2 separate regions of the Homo sapiens genome follow, and region 1 is linked to region 2. The links are chromatin loops, found by intact Hi-C in ENCODE. Cell type or tissue: PC-9. All regions are shown on one strand.

The links. Hi-C counts contacts between places; a loop is a spot of excess contacts. Peaks named below come from ENCODE experiments on the same cell type or tissue, not always from the same donor. Only the 100,000 strongest peaks of a DNase experiment are listed, where the experiment ranks them.
Region 1: a loop joins it to region 2, with 6 times the contacts of the local background. A loop is called at or near these places in 1 of 110 quality-filtered maps.

What each region holds. Positions count from the first base shown.
Region 1 is chr4:103,133,932-103,141,931 of GRCh38, forward strand. CENPE (centromere protein E) reads right to left here. Exons shown (of 49, transcript NM_001813.3): 35 at 7,819-7,977; 36 at 6,883-7,173; 37 at 6,325-6,483; 38 at 5,858-6,148; 39 at 4,420-4,518; 40 at 2,210-2,428. Among named protein-coding and RNA genes, the nearest start is that of BDH2, 38 kb to the left of the region's middle. In PC-9, a CTCF peak has its summit at 3,918; a DNase peak (open chromatin) is centred at 3,680; H3K27ac peaks cover 2,159 bases.
Region 2 is chr4:103,931,111-103,939,110 of GRCh38, forward strand. No RefSeq gene overlaps it. Among named protein-coding and RNA genes, the nearest start is that of LINC02503, 26 kb to the right of the region's middle. In PC-9, a CTCF peak has its summit at 3,277 (motif pointing left); no DNase peak of the experiment used is centred here.

The DNA.
Region 1 (8,000 bases), 800 kb before region 2:
TTGTCACATGTAGAGAAAGTTTTCATCCTTGAGACTATGAGGTAGGATGACATCTCTTATTTACCTATATCCTCTCACAAGTGAGGAAAAGGGAAAGAGCTTCTCTCTATCCCCAGTTTTTCCTCTTAGTATCTTAGGAGAATAACTAACTCCCAGACCTATAATTCCTTATTTCTGACTTCTTACCAGATATACTTCTTGGATGTCTTACAAGTACTTCAAATTCAACATGTTTAAAACGTAACATGATCCCTTTCTCTACAAGTCCTCCTTTTTCTATTGCCCAGTTTTTGGCTAATTACATTACCAATCACCCAGGTTTCCCAGTTAAACTCATGAGACTCATTTTCAACATCCTCTCCTGCCAACGCTGATTGGGTAACCAAAAAGATGAAGTTACATGCCTCAAGACTTCCTTGTCGGCCGGACATGGTGGCTCATGCCTGTAATCCCAGCACTTTGGGAGGCTGACGTGGGCAGATCACAAGGTCAGGAGTTCGAGACCATCCTGGCTAACACAGTGAAACCCTGTCTCTACTAAAAATACAAAAAATTAGCTGGGCGTGGTGGCAGGCGCCTGTAGTCCCAGCTACTTGGAGGCTGTGGCAGGAGAATGGCGTGAACCCGGGAGGCGGAGCTTGCAGTGAGCCGAGATCATCACACCACTGCACTCCAGCCTGGGCAACAGAGCAAGACTCCGTCTCAAAAAAAAAAAAAAAAAAAAAAAAGACTTCCTTGTCAAGCATATTTAGATATTTGGCTTCAAGAGACAATAATTTCAATGCCAAATGTCTCATGGACTTCATGAATAATTCTAGATGTCTGATTACCAGGATTTGTGGAAGAATTACCAGGGCCCGAAGGGCAATCTACCCAGGTAGGGCAGATACCAGCTTACTTATTCCTCAACTTCCACCATTCCTTAACCTCTTATAATCTGGTCTCTTCCTTAACTACCCAGTTGAAACTGTTCTCTGACAATGATCACTAATGAGTTCTATTATCACCACATTGAGAGAATATCTTCAGTCCATATTCTGACTCTCTGAAGTATTTGCCACTCATAACTTCATCTTTGACATACTCTTCTCCACTGATTTGGGTAGCAGTACTTTTGCTAGTTTCTCTCCTGTATCTTTGACTTTTCCAACCTTGAACCCATGTGTTGCTCCCTTTTCTGCTACTGCCTCTTAGACATTTATCTTTTCCAGAGTTCTGTTTTTATCCCAAGGCTCTTAGTCTTCATTATGCTTTCTGGATGATCTTACAAATGTATTATCTATCACCTATATGCTGATCAGTCTCAAATGTTAGTTCTTATTTTTCTCCTGCCAAACCTCAAACTCAAATCTAAATGTCTACTTGGTTTCTCTTCTTGGATGTTCCATCATAGGTATTTCAGCCCCCAAACATCTCAAATTAAACAATCTCCTGCCTCATCTACCTTGTTTCTCTTTCTTTTTTATTTTTGAATCTCAGTTAATGGTACCACTATCGACAAACCTGACTAAGCCCAAATCCAAGAACTCCATCTAAACTTCTCTCCCTTATGTCCACTATCAATTATTTCGACCTACTATTTTAAGCTGCTAAATATTTCTTTAATCTCGTTTGTCCTCTCCAGCCCTGTGAAACCCTCCCTAGTAGTACAGTCACATATAATATCTCATCTGGACCACTGTAACTGCCTCTTATTGCTTTCTGCTACTAGGCTTATCTCCCTCAAACTCATTTCTTCTGTATTCTTTAGTTTAGTACCTAAGTGGTAATCAGATCCTGTTACCACCACCACTTAAAACAATAGTCTAATGATTCCCCATCTACAAAAAGAACTCCAAGCTTTGTTATTGAGTCTGGCTTCTACTACAGTTTCATCTTCTGTAATTTTATTTAGTACGTCATATAACTTGCATACACTTCTATCATTGCACTTAATACTTGTTTATATGTCTGTCTCACCCCAGACTATGAGATCTTTGAGATGTTAACTCACATCTGCCTCCTGAACATCCTGACATAATGTCTAGGCCCACAGGCAGAGTTCAGGTGTTGCTGATATCCTACATATTACTATGCTCAGACCCACATAATCTTTAATTTGGTAGTAAGAATACTAAATAGCAAATATGCCGGCACCTGAAGCAGGACTTAAATACATTGATGTTTATAACTGAAATATTTAAAAGGATATTACTAAAAAAGATGGTACCTTCAGTTTCTTCATGATTCTGTGGAATTCCATGGAGCATCTCTGGTTTGCAGTAAAAAGTTTTTCAATGTGTTTGGTTTGTAAATAGGGAAGTGAGAGGTTTGCTTTAACTCTCATTGAAAGCTCTTTTTGGAATTCAATTTCCTTCTCCAAGTCAAGAGACAATCTATTCAAGCACTCATAATGATCATCCATCTCTGAGTATCTCTTCAAAAGCTCCTAAAGGAAATGAGAATTCACTCAATTTATAACAATTCATTCTAATATCACAATAAGTAGTTACAACTCTAGAATTGTAACAAAACTTATGCTTTAACATTTTCTGTAGGAGAGAAATAAAGACCTTTGTGTCTAAAAACAAAAGGAAACTCTTGTTGTCATTTTGGATAACAGAAATAATAGATAATTATTATGGCAATTTAAAAAATTTAAGCAAATATAACAAAGAAAGCCAGGACCAACCATTCTTAACATTTTGATGCATTTTCTTTTAGTTTTTTGAATATCCATGATATGAATCAACATTGACAAAGTCTGATGAGAAATTTGAGTAAATTCAATTAAGTATGTATTGTAGTTCATGGTTGAGTGCTGGTTTATGTTTATAGTAGGCAGTCTGAGTTAGCAGATAAAACAAGTGATTAAGAATCAAACCACCTATTTGTCAGCTTGGTACAGATACTTCACACAATCCTACTATCTGCCTACAATCTGTTTTCTAACCCTTTATCAGAGGTAGAGTTCAGGTTCCAGCTCTGCCACTTCTTGACTGGGGAAGTCACTGAGCCATTTTCACAACAACAGGAAGACTACAATAATTACCACAAAGTTTTCTGGGGTCAAGTAAAATATATGATCTATACCTATATACCTATGTAATCTATAAAACAGACACAGTCATTTAACTTGAAGGAGACAAAATTATGTTTATAAACATGTTTCTATACCCAAGTTTTGAACTAAGTCAGATACAAGTCTGACTTAGTTTAAAATTCTGATTCTAACAATTTACTAGCTGTGTAACCTTGGGCAACTGCTAAACTTCCTTTCTGAGGAAGGCAGTTTCCTTGTTTATGAATGGAGCAATAAAGCCTATATCATGAGGTAAAGCACCCAGTATGGTACCTGGCATACAGTAGACATGCAATAAATCTGGACCCATAGACTCAAGTGACTTGAGGCTATGCAGGTGACACACTGGTCAGAGCACAGGTAGAGAAACATGTAAAATTCAAGTTACTGTAATCATGTAGTAGGTAACATGTTTAGTTCAGGCTGCTAAACAATAAAACAAGGGCGTTCTCACAAGAATGAGCCCTTTATTTTTAATAATTTAAGAAAAGCTAGATGTTAATCAATCTGGAATGTTGGAGAGGGGATTCCTGTTTTTGGTTTTAGGATGAATCAACTACGGTATACAGCAGCATATTGAACACTGACTTATGTCAGGAATGTGCTAAATGATGTAGTCATAAACAAAACAAAAATGTCCTTAGAGATCTTGCATTCCAACAGGTGTGACTGTAAATCCTGTTGGCTTTCCCTTCAATGTATATTCAGAATCTCAACACTTCTCACTACCTCTATTGCTCCCTCTCTGGGCCAGGCCAGGATGATCTCTGCCTGGGTGATTGAAATCAGTCTTTATAATGGTCTTCCTGCTTCCACTCTATTTTCAATATAACAATTAAGAGTCATCCCTTTAAAATGTTAAGTCAGATTATGTTTCTCTTGCGGTAAAAATTCCCCAATGGATCTCCACCTCACTTAATAAAACTCAGTCTTTTTTCATGTCCCACAGCTTGCCTCTTCCCTGCTAACTCTCTGATCTCATTCATTAGCAGCTTGCCCTCTTTTCGATATTCCTTGAACCACCACAGAGTCTTCTGCCTCAGGAACTTTGTACTCGCTGTTCCCTTTGCCTATAATGGTCTTTTCAGACATCTGTATGGCCTGACCCTTTACCTCGTTCAGGTATTTGCTCAAGTATCACTTTTCTGGTGAGGACTTAAATTCACAAGCTCCCATTGTTGTTTGTGTATGTGTGTATATATGCATTATACCCACACACCTGTACTAGATTACAATGTTTAGAAAAATACTGAGCACTATCTATTTATTCCAGAGGTTCCTTCAATCCCACTTCAGGTTTCGGTAAGCCTTTGGAAGACAACCAATAATCATTTGTAGTTTTAACAGGGGGTACTTACTTTTATTCTAGAGCACTTTTCTCTCAGGCTTTCCGTAAGGTGCTGTTGTCCATCACTTAGTAACCTTTTTTCAGGTTTTACTTGGTGGTTCTGTCGGTCCTGCTTTGGTAAAAAGAAAATAAACAGGGCTTTTGTCATGACTATATTCACATATAATGTCTAATCGCACACTTCTAAATTACATGACATTTCAATAATGGAATTAAATATTATACTTGTCACTCAAAAGCAATGTTAAAATGATCAGAAAATGAATAATAGTATCAGTAAGTTTTATAGGGAGTGACCTTAACTCATTGGTAAAAAAGTAGAAAAATCATCTAATTTTTGGAGACAGGATTTGTTTTTCATAGCTACAAATTAGGTTTTAGGGCCAGGCATGGTAGCTCACGCCTGTAATCCTAGCACTTTAGGAGATCGAGGCAGGAGGATCACTTGAGCTCAGGAGCTCAAAACCAGCCTCAGCAACATAGTGAGACCCTGTCTCTATAAAAATAAATAAATAAATAAATAAACAACCAGGAAAACAAATAAATTAGATTTTAATTTCTGATTCCTACTCTTCCAAATCTCTGCATTATTCACTTGTAGTTTTAACAGTGGCACTTGCTTTTATCCTAATGCACTTTATTGGCGCCAACCAAATATACTGGCAAAACCACCTGTACTGTCTATGGTGTTTCAAACCCTAGTCATATATTCTTCCCAGCACCTTGGAAAAGTTCATATCCTGTGTACATTTTGCATTTCTGATTAAAAAGTATAAAGTGAAACAAAAACATTTTCTCCCACTTATCTTGTTCACTACAGTACCTAGAAGAATATTTGATGAATGAATTAAATCTCTCTATAAATTTAGTTCAGGCCCACATAAAGAAATATGAGAATAAAAAAGATTTTTACAGATTTTAATAAACTTGTCTGAACTCTGTTACTTTCAAAAAGAGGATTTAATTAGATATTTTAAGATATATGATTCTGAATATCTATAAATAGTCATACCAGAGGAACTTAATTTTTATATTTATCTTCCCTTTTTTCCTTTTAACTTCACCAATAAGAGCCCAACTCTAGAACTCCAGCATGTATAGGTAGAGAAATGGGAATATTTGCTCTCTTACAAATCTAATCCTTCAAATATTTCTCCATTTAGAATAATGCTATCTCTTGATTAAAAAAAACTTTAAAATGTTATATTAAGGGAAATAGACTGCTTTAACACAGTTTATAAAAATAAAGAATTAAATGTTATTTTCTGAAAATATTTTTGCTTCTTTTAAAACTGTTTTCTATTGTGTAAAAATTAGAGTAACCATTTCCCACTGTCCTTTACTGTTCATAGGAATTTCCAGAGAAAGAAATAAAAACATTGTAATTCTTTTCAAAAAAGCTTAATTCTTATTAATAGTTACTACACAAAGGAAGACTCTGAACTCACTCTAGCTATCATTTCCCTTAAGGTTGCTATGAATTGGTCCCTTTCCATTTTGAGAGATTCTTTTATCCTCCTTAGCTCATCTCTTTCTTTAGCTACAATTCTTATTTCTTCAAGGCTTTCATGAAGTTTCTTAGTCAACTGGAAGTTATCCATTCTCACACTTTGCATAGATAAGTTTTGGGCCTCAAATTGCTTCTTCAACTGTTCCATTTCATTAATTTTTTTATGACTCATATTGACATCTTCTTTCACTCTAAGCAGTTGAAGTTCTTTTTTCTGAAGTTCTTGGATCTTGAGATAATTGTAAAACAAGTTAGAATGTAAGCAGTTTCTTCAAGGAAGGCAAATAGTGTCTACTTGTGTTCTATATGCACATATCTATCTACATATCTGTATCTATATCTTTTTAATTCCACAAATAATTTTGGGCACAGTTACTTCCAAAAGAAGAACAAAACAACACATACCTTTTTCTGTAATTCATCTTTTGATTTATCTAAATCCTTTTGAATGTCTGAAATTTGAATTGTCTTTTCTGAAATTTTTTCTCTAAGTTTATCAACAGTTTCTTTGTGTTCTTTTGATAGCATACGAGCAGTTTTTAGTTCCTGTTGTATTTCCAGATCCTTTATGGTTAGAAGAAATCAAGAAATGTAATGATATAAAGGCACGTTACCTTTACTTAATGATTGAGTTTAAACAAAATCTTAAAAATTATACACTCACAGTTAAAAACAACCATTATACAACCTCCTAAATTAGAAGAGTAAAGTAAAATTTTCTGCTGGTAGCCTCACCCATAGCCTTCTCCTTTCATACCACTTGGACATCTTTCTAAATCAATATCACAAAAAGAATACCCCATTCTTATGCTTAGTTTTCCATTATACAGATAGTGCCTTATTATTGGTGGACACTTAGATTATTTCTAGGTTTTAGTCACCAGACACAACGCTGCAGTGAACACTGTATTTTTGCCCAAATATGTGAATATAATGGTAGGGTAAAGAGAGAACACAACTCACTCTAGCTTTGGTTTCTTGCAGGCTTTCCTTGAGTTGGTCTCTCTCCAGTTTGAGTGTCTCCTCTACTCTTCTTAGATTATCTCTTTCTTTCATTACAGATTTCATTTCTTCAAGGTTTTCATGAAGTTTCTGAGCCAAATTTAAATTCTCTATTTCTAATTTACTCAGAGTTAAGCTTTGGTCTTTTATTTGTTTCTTTAGTTGCTCCATTTCAGACACTTTTTTCTGTGTCTCATTGACATCTTTTTTTAACGTAATAAGTTGATGTTCATTTGCCTTAAGTTCTTGAATCTTAAGATAATCATAAAATAATATGTTAGGTGGCTTTTTAGGGACAGATAAATAATAGTTTCTAAATTGATTAAGACAACTGTCTACCCATGTTACTCTCACTGATATCCTGCACAATTCCACACAGAATTTTACTTTCTTTTGAGGTATAATATATATAAAGCATGCTCATCTTCAATGTATAACTTAATTATTCTTGACACAGGTGTAAATCTATGAAACTACAACCCAGATTAAAACAGAGAATATTTCTAGCACTTCATAAAGTTTCTGTGTGCTCCTTCCTAGAGACAGCCACTATTCTGACCTTTATCATCCTGGTTCAGTTTTGCCTGCTTTTGAACCTATATATCACAATGTATGTATCCATTTTCCTGCTGATAGACATTTGAGTTTTCAGTTTTTTGTTATTTTGAATAAGGCTGCTATAAACATTCTTGTGTCTTTTTATAGAAGTATGTACGTACTCTTTTCTCTTATGTACATACCCAAGAAGTGGAAATGTTGGGCCTCAGGCAGGCTACATCCAGCATTAGTAAATACTGCCAAGGTGTTTTCCAGTGTGGTTGAACCATTTTATATCCCCAACAATTTTAGGCACAAACAAATTAGATATCCAATCAAACAATCCCCCCATAAAAATACCTTTTCTTGTAATTTAGCATTTGAATTTTCTAAATCTTTTTGCATATTTGATAGTTTATCTGTCTTCTCAGAAACAATTCCTCTGAGTTTGTCAATAGTTTCCTGCTGCTCTTTCAGATGCATGTGAGCAATTCTTAGTTCCTCTTGTATTTTCAGATCCTTTACCATTAGAGAAATTTTAA
Region 2 (8,000 bases):
CTGATTGAACTTTGAGCTTAGTTAATAGTTTTCTTCCAGTATTTTTATATTTTACTAATTTTTATCTAATTATTATATCAATTATTGAGAAAGAGATGTTGAAAACTCTGAATATTATTTTTGCATTAATTGATTTCTCCTGTCATTGCTTCATATCAGTCTTTGCTTCATGCACTTTGAAACTCTGTTACTAGTACATCAAAGTATAATATTGTTATGCTTTCTTGATGGATTGATGCCTTTATCCTTGTAAAATGATCCACTGTCTCTCAGATAATATTTTTTTTCCTAAAATTTACTTTGCCTGATGTCTGTATAGCCACTGAAGACTTCTTTTGATTAGTCTTAGCATGCTGCTTCCCTGCTGAATGAATTCTAGCTAGTGTGGGATCCAGGTTCTCACCTGTGGTCTTTTGACAGTGCTTTACTACAAAGGAAACCGTTGAGATACCAAGTAGAGATCCTTTCTATTTCTGTTCTGTGATGCATTGAGGTAATTTTCAGGGAACAAAAAGAATATGTATGCTTTCAGAAAGACAAACCAAACACTGTCTAAACATTAGGACAATATATTTGAATCTGAGTCCTATGTTTTCTGCTAAGAAAAATGAAATAACTTTGAATTAGACATGCAATTTTCATCAGATGCCAAAAAGTGCATATATCCATCTTAAATGCCAAGAAAGTTATTGCTCACAGTCTGCTTCTTTCTTCTTCACTTGGGCTAAACGGATTGTTATTCACATTAAAATTGAACCATTGTTTTCCCTAATTTCAACTCCTGAGTATCAATATTTAAAACAAAGTGTTGCTTTTCATTTGTCAGCCATTCATTGAAATCTGCTTATTTATTTTCATTTTTATGAGAATTATGTCTCAAACAGAAAACCACTGATTTTTAAAATAACTTAAAATACATTCAAAGTTGAAAGTTTTACTCATCTATAAAAAGCTTAATAATATCCTCAGATTTGGCTTCATTATGGGGACATTAAAATAAGCCTCTTGTCTTTGAAAAAAATGCAGAAAGAGTCATCCAGGGACATATGAGTAAAGGGTACTTCAGCCACCGGCAGTCTAGAATGGGGCCCCTCTGCCTGTCTGGAAGCTCATTCCAGTCTGGAAACCCAAAAATCTTCTGTGATCACCTACTAAGGGAACCTGAAATTACCAGGTCTTTCTGTGTGGCTTATATGTTAGTCTAGATTCCAAGCAGTCAGAGTTTCATATATTCCAAACTCTCCGACCTGTAGGAATGTGGCCCAATGTACTTGACTTGCTGTTATATCATCTTGCTGTTCCTTCTGTAAACTAGTAAGTATGGCTGGACTGAGCCATGTCCCCAATCTGATGTTTGTCATAAGAAAGGCTAGAGAGCTCAGTTTGGTTTCAAATGCACCCCAGACTATTGGAGTCATCACCACTATGGCCACTGCTCATATCCATGGCCAGATATACTTACAGAGCTTTTACTCTCTTTCTGTCATCAGAAGCAGAGGACTATTTCATGTGACTTTTTGACTTCTAGGTGGAGAGCAACATGTTTGCTCAGCACAACTACTTCTTTTGGAATCAAAACGTTGTGTACATAAAATATTTGATATGTGTGACTTATCCCATTTTATCGCTAGTTAAGATTATTTTTAAAACCTCTATATACTGTTTCCATGTATCATTAAAACTCTTTGAGGAGTCAATATTGTCAATTTTTGTACTCTCAGATCCTAGCAATGAGTTTATTATATAATTCATTAATATAACAGATTAATTGATCTTGTGAGCATAAAAATATACAGATAGGACTTTAATAATAAACTTAATAACATCTACCCAATAGTTCAGGAGTCACCAAGGGCTTTAAATTAGATCATTTAAAACTGTGTGCCCAATCAGGTTACTTAAAAATTGCTGCCTATAGAAAACCTGAGAGGAGGTATTACCAACTCTAGCATCAAGAAAACAAGTTCTGCCACTTACACCATATGCCACTTGCATGTTGATCTCAAATATACCACAGCCTAGATCTTCATGTTTCATAAGGGTAAATGATTAAGAATATCCTCAGCCTCAATTTCAGCTCTAAATTGGAAATAATTGCAGCATCTATGTCATAGGTTTAAAATTAGAATTAACCTACACTTACAGTGCTAGCCATATGGGAAATATTCATAAATATTAGCTAATGAGAAATGGACAAATAAAATTTAAAAGCAAATATTAAACAGATATTATCATTAACCGTCTCCAGGAATAAATTCTAATTTAAAAGTGCATTTAAAAAAAGATCAGCCCCGGGCGCGGTGGCTCACGCCTGTAATCGCAGCACTTTGGGAGGCGGAGGCGGGGATCACGAGGTCAGGAGATCGAGACCATCATGGCTAACACGCTGAAACCCCGTCTCTACTAAAAATACAAAAAATTAGCCGGGTGTGGTGGCGGGCGACTGTAGTCCCAGCTACTGGGGAGGCTGAGGCAGGAGAATGGTGTGAACCTGGGAGGCGGAGCTTGCAGTGAGCCAAGATCGCGCCACTGCACTCCAGCCTGGGCGACAGAGCGAGACTCCGTCTCAAAATAAAATAAAATAAAATATAAAAATAAAAAAGATCAGCTGTTACATTATTTCCAGTTCGGCTTGTATTATTAAAATCATATGTAAGCACACCAATTTCCCAGCAATAAATAAAGTATAAACTTAGGAAATAATAGGCTGAATGTGAGAGAAATAGACAATATAGTAAGACTGGGGCAGGATTTGTAGAACAACACAGGAGGTCCTAAGTGGTTAGTGGTCAGTAACAGGCACACTGTCATTTAAGCTCTTAAGAAGAGAGACTATATCCCATTTATATTTCTATCATCTCTATCTCTATCATCTCTATATCTATCTCTATCATCTCTCTATTGATCTATCTGAAAACCTCTAAGTATAGAGCTAATAGTGATGACTTGAGGCATTATTTCTTGATTAAACATAAGTGAATGCCAGGTCAAGGAGTATCAAGTCAGAGAATGCAGCCGATTTAGAGAAAAGAAGGCTTCTAAGGCTACCTAAACAAAATAATGATCTCATAGGGATTTCATGGGAAGCAGATCTTTGGATCACTAAAAGTTATAGGCATCAAACAAAACCACAAAGGCAAATGGAAAATTAAGTAAGATCAGAGGTGAAGTTGTTATTTACTGATAGGATAATTTTATGTGAACTGTTGGTCAAGTATCTATTTTGTCTATAAGGCATTAGTTATAACTTTTAATTATTAGTCAAACACTGCCCTCTAGTGGCAGACCTTCAGTTTAGCATTGCAAATAGTGTGAACATTTGATAACACTAGATCTCACTTCGCACACCACAATTTGTTTTAATTTTTTCTTAGGTAGAAACTCTATGTAGACATAATATATATGTATTTCCTTATGTGTATGCATGTATGTCTAACTATTCTTCATATTTCATTTTACTTCTATGATATCTGGAGAAAATATTGAAAATGAAGAATGATACATAGCAGAAACCATAATTAAGAACTTTGACTAATTATCAATTATTTCAATATCAAATATATTTTTTATTCTAAAATACTTAATTTGCCGTATTAAGGAGATTTATATAATTTAATTATTCTACTTTCCAATATAAATGTAAAGACAAAAATAAATATACTTCTTTTCTCTTTTGTTCACCAGCCAGAGGCTAAGGAGGTTAGTGGAGATAGGCAGGGAGTACCAGGAGAGGTTGGTCATTGGGTGCAAAGTTACAGTTAAACAGAAATAATAAGTTTTGGTGTTTTATAACACAACAGGGTGACTACAGCAAATAATAATGTAGTGTATATTTTAAGACAGCTAGAAGAGATTTTGAATATTGTCACCACAAAGCATTGGTAAATCTTTAAAGTGATGGGTATGATAATTACCCCAGTTTGATCATTGTACTATTTATACATGCATTGAAAGTTCACAATTTACTCCATAAATACATACAATTGTGTGTCAATTATAAATTTTGAAACTAAGTTAACTAAAGAAATCTCACCATTTGACATCCAGGGAAGAAAAATGAGTCCCAATTTTTCTGCGACTTCAGCTACAGTGAGGAAAAAGGCAGAACATGTTCCTTTTCCCTTTGCAAAGATGTGAGATCTTTGTGCGGTTCAAAAGTGAGCTTGAGCCTATTTAAGAGTCTAGGTTTCCTGGTGGTGGAACCAGCTCTTAAGAAAACATAGAGCTTGCTCCACCTGTGATGGAGACTCCCACTAGCAGGTAGCCTTGGGCAGGAGTGTTTTTCTAGTTCTACCATTAAACAACCTCCAGGCATATACAAAACTGTCATCACAAACAGTGTGATGATCCAGTCTTACTCAACATTAATATTTTCTTTACTATTAGAGGCTTGAAATATGTAAGTTACCCCAAATATAGTTATATTATAACACACAATAGATCAAGTTTTAAGAAAATTCTAAAGAGAGAATGAGAAGAAAGAGGAAGAGAAAGAGTGAAAGAGAGAGAGAAAGTGTGCACACACTAACAAGCAAAGACACATACAACACATTACAGAAAAACAACTGTTCCAAAACCTCAAATAAATTTGGTATTATTGTATTTAAAAATTTTATGCTAATGAGTAAAGAGATCAATTAAACTGAAATACACTTAAAAAGCAAAAATATTGGGGTTGGTTTATTCTTTTTTTCTGGTACCTTTAGGTACAAAGTTAAATTACTAATTTGAGATCTTTCTAACTTTCTGATGAAGACATTTAGAGATACAAACTTTCCTCTTAACACTGTTTTAGCTGCATACAAGAGATTTCAGTAAGTTTTGTCCTTATTTTCATTAATTTTGATAAATTTTTTGATTTCTGCCTTAATTTTGATGTTTATCCAGAAGTGACTCTGGAACAAGTTGTTTAATTTCTCTGTATTTGTGTACTTTTGAGAGATCTTCTTGATACTTATTTCTATTTTTATTGTGTTGTGGTCTGAGAGTGTGCTTGGTATTACTTCAACTTAAACGATACAACAAACAAAAACCAAATAATCTCACTAAAAAAATGGGCAAAGGACATGGACAGACACTTTTCAAAAGAAGACATACATATGAAACAACAGAAACAACAAACACATGAAAAATGCTCATCATCAATAATCATCAGAGAAATGCAAATCAGAACCACAATGAGATGTCACCACATACCAGTCAGAATGGCTCTTACTGAAAAGTCAGGAGAGGGTGGAGCAAGATGGCGAATAGAAGCTCCACCAATCATCCTCCACACAAAGACACCAAGTTAACAACTATCTACACAGGAAAACACCTTTTCAAGAACCAAAAATCAGGTGAGCACTTATAGTACCTGGTTTTATCTTTATACCATTGAAAAAGGTACTGAAGATATTTTCTTAAAAAGTCCTGAATCTCTGACATCACCTCTCCCTCAACCCTGGCAGCAGCAGCATGGTGCAGAGAGGTGCTGGGGTGCCGGTGAGAGGTGACACCATGCTGGCAGCCCTCGCAGCCCTCGCTGGCTCCCGGCACCTCCTCGGCCTCAGTGCCCACTCTGGCAGCACTTGAGGACCCCTTCAGCCTGCCACTGCACTGTGGGAGCCCCTCTCTGGGCTGGCCGAGGCCGGGGCTGGCTCCCTCTGCTTGTGGGGAAGTGTGGAGGGAGATGCGCAGGCAGGAACTGGCTCTGCGCAGGGCGCTGGTGGGCCACCACCAGTTCCGGGTAGGCGTGGACTCCACAGGCCCCCCACTGGGAGCGGCTGGCCGGCAGCGCCAGCCCAGAGCACTGAGGAGCTTAGCACCCAGGCCAGCAGCTGCGGAGGGTGCACCAGGTCCCCCAGCAGTGCCAGCCCGCCGGGGTTGTGCTCGAATTCTCGCTGGGCCTCAGCTGCCTCCCGGCGGGGCAGGGCTCGGGACCTGCAGCCTGCCATGCCTGAGTCTCACACTGCCCCCCACCCCGCCCCCCACGGGTGTGCTCCTGTGCGGCCTGAGCCTCCCCGATGAGCGTCGCTCCCTGCTCCACGGCACCTGGTCCCATTGACCACCCAAGGGCTGAGGAGTGCAGGTGCATGGCGCGGGACTGGCGGGCAGCTCTGCCTGTGGCCCGGGTGCAGGATCCACTAGGTGAAGCCAGCTGGGCTCCTGAGTCTAGTGGGGACTTGGAGAACCTTTATGTCCAGCTAAGGGATTGTAAATACACCAATCAGCACTCTGTGTCTAGCTCAAGGTTTGTAAATGCACCAATCAGCACCCTGTGTCTAGCTCAAGGTTTGTAAATGCACCAATCAGTGCTCTGTGTCTAGCTAATCTAGTGGAGACTTGGAGAATGTTTATGTCTAGCTAAGGGATTGTAAATACACCAATCAGCACTCTGTGTCTAGCTAAAGGTTTGTTAACACACCAATCAGCACCCTGTGTCTAGCTCAAGGTTTGTGAATGCACCAATCAGTGCTCTGTGTCTAGCTAATCTAGTGGGGACTTGGAGAACCTTTATGTCTAGCTAAGGGATTGCAAATACACCAATCAGCACTCTGTGTCTAGCTCAAGATTTGTAAATGCACCAATCAGTGCTCTGTGTCTAGCTAATCTAGTGGGGACTTGGAGAACTTTTGTGTCTAGCTCAGGGATTGTAAACGCACCAGTCAGCACCCTGTCAAAATGGACCAATCAGCTCTCTGTAAAACAGATGTCAGCTCTCTGTAAAATGAACCAATCAGCAGGATGTGGGTGGGGCCAGATAAGGGAATAAAAGCAGGCTGCCTGAGCCAGCAGTGACAACCAGGTCGGGTCCCCTTCCACACAATGGAAGCTTTGTTCTTTTGCTCTTTGCAGTAAATCTTGCTGCTGCTCATTCTTTGGGTCTGCACTGCCTTTATGAGCTGTAACACTCACTGGAAGCTCTGCAGCTTCACTCCTGAGGCCAGCGAGACCATGAACCCACCAGGAGGAATGAACAACTCCAGATGGGAGGAATGAACAACTCCAGATGGGAAGAACAAACAACTCCAGATGCACTGCCTTAACAGCTGTAACACTCACCGTGAAGGTCTGCAGCTTCATTCCTGAAGCCAGCGAGACCACAAATCCACCAGAAGAAAGAAACTCTGAACACGTCCAAACATCAAAAGGAACAAACTCCGGACATACCATGTTTAAGAACTGTAACACTCACCGCAAGAGTCCACGGCTTCTTTCTTGAAGTCAGTGAGACCAAGAACCCACCAATTTCGGACACACTGGGGGAATGAGAAGACAGCAGTTGTGAGGCAATGAACTCAGTGCTGCCCTGTAATATCAGAAAGAAAAACCAGACCACACTCGACTGATGCTTACTCATGAAGGGAAGATTTAAAACAACCCTAGCCAGAGGGAAATCACCAATTCCAGTGGTCCTAACTTGAGCACCTGCAAACTCTGTCACCAAGGGCTACAGCACCGTGTGTTTCCAAGTAAACTTGAAAGGCAGTTTAGACCATAAGGATTGCTACTCTTTGATGTGTCCTAGTGCTGAGTTAGGCCCAGAGACAGTTGTCTGTGTGAGGGGTGGGGAGCACGTCATATACTGAGACACCAGCTGGACAGCTAAGGGAGTGCTGGCACCACCCCTCTCTGAAGCCCAGGCTGCTCTCCTAAAGAGATCTCTTCCTTTTGCTTGAGGAGGGGAGAGGAGAAGAGAGGAGAGGAGGGGAGGGGAGGGCAGGGGAGGGGAGGAGAGGGAAGAGTTGGGAGGACTGTGTCTTGCATCACGGATACCATCCGAGCCAGAGCAAAATAGGGCATCTTTCAGAGACATGAGGTCCCCATTCCAGGTCCTAGCTCCCATATGACATTTCTAGACACACCCTGGGCCAGAAGGAAACTAATTGCCTTGAAGGAAAGGACCCCATCCTGCCAGCATTCATCATCTGCTAACTCAACAGCCCTTGGGCCCTGAATAACCAGCAGTGATACCCGGGTATTATATTGAGGACCTCGGGTGAGACTGTGAGACTTGG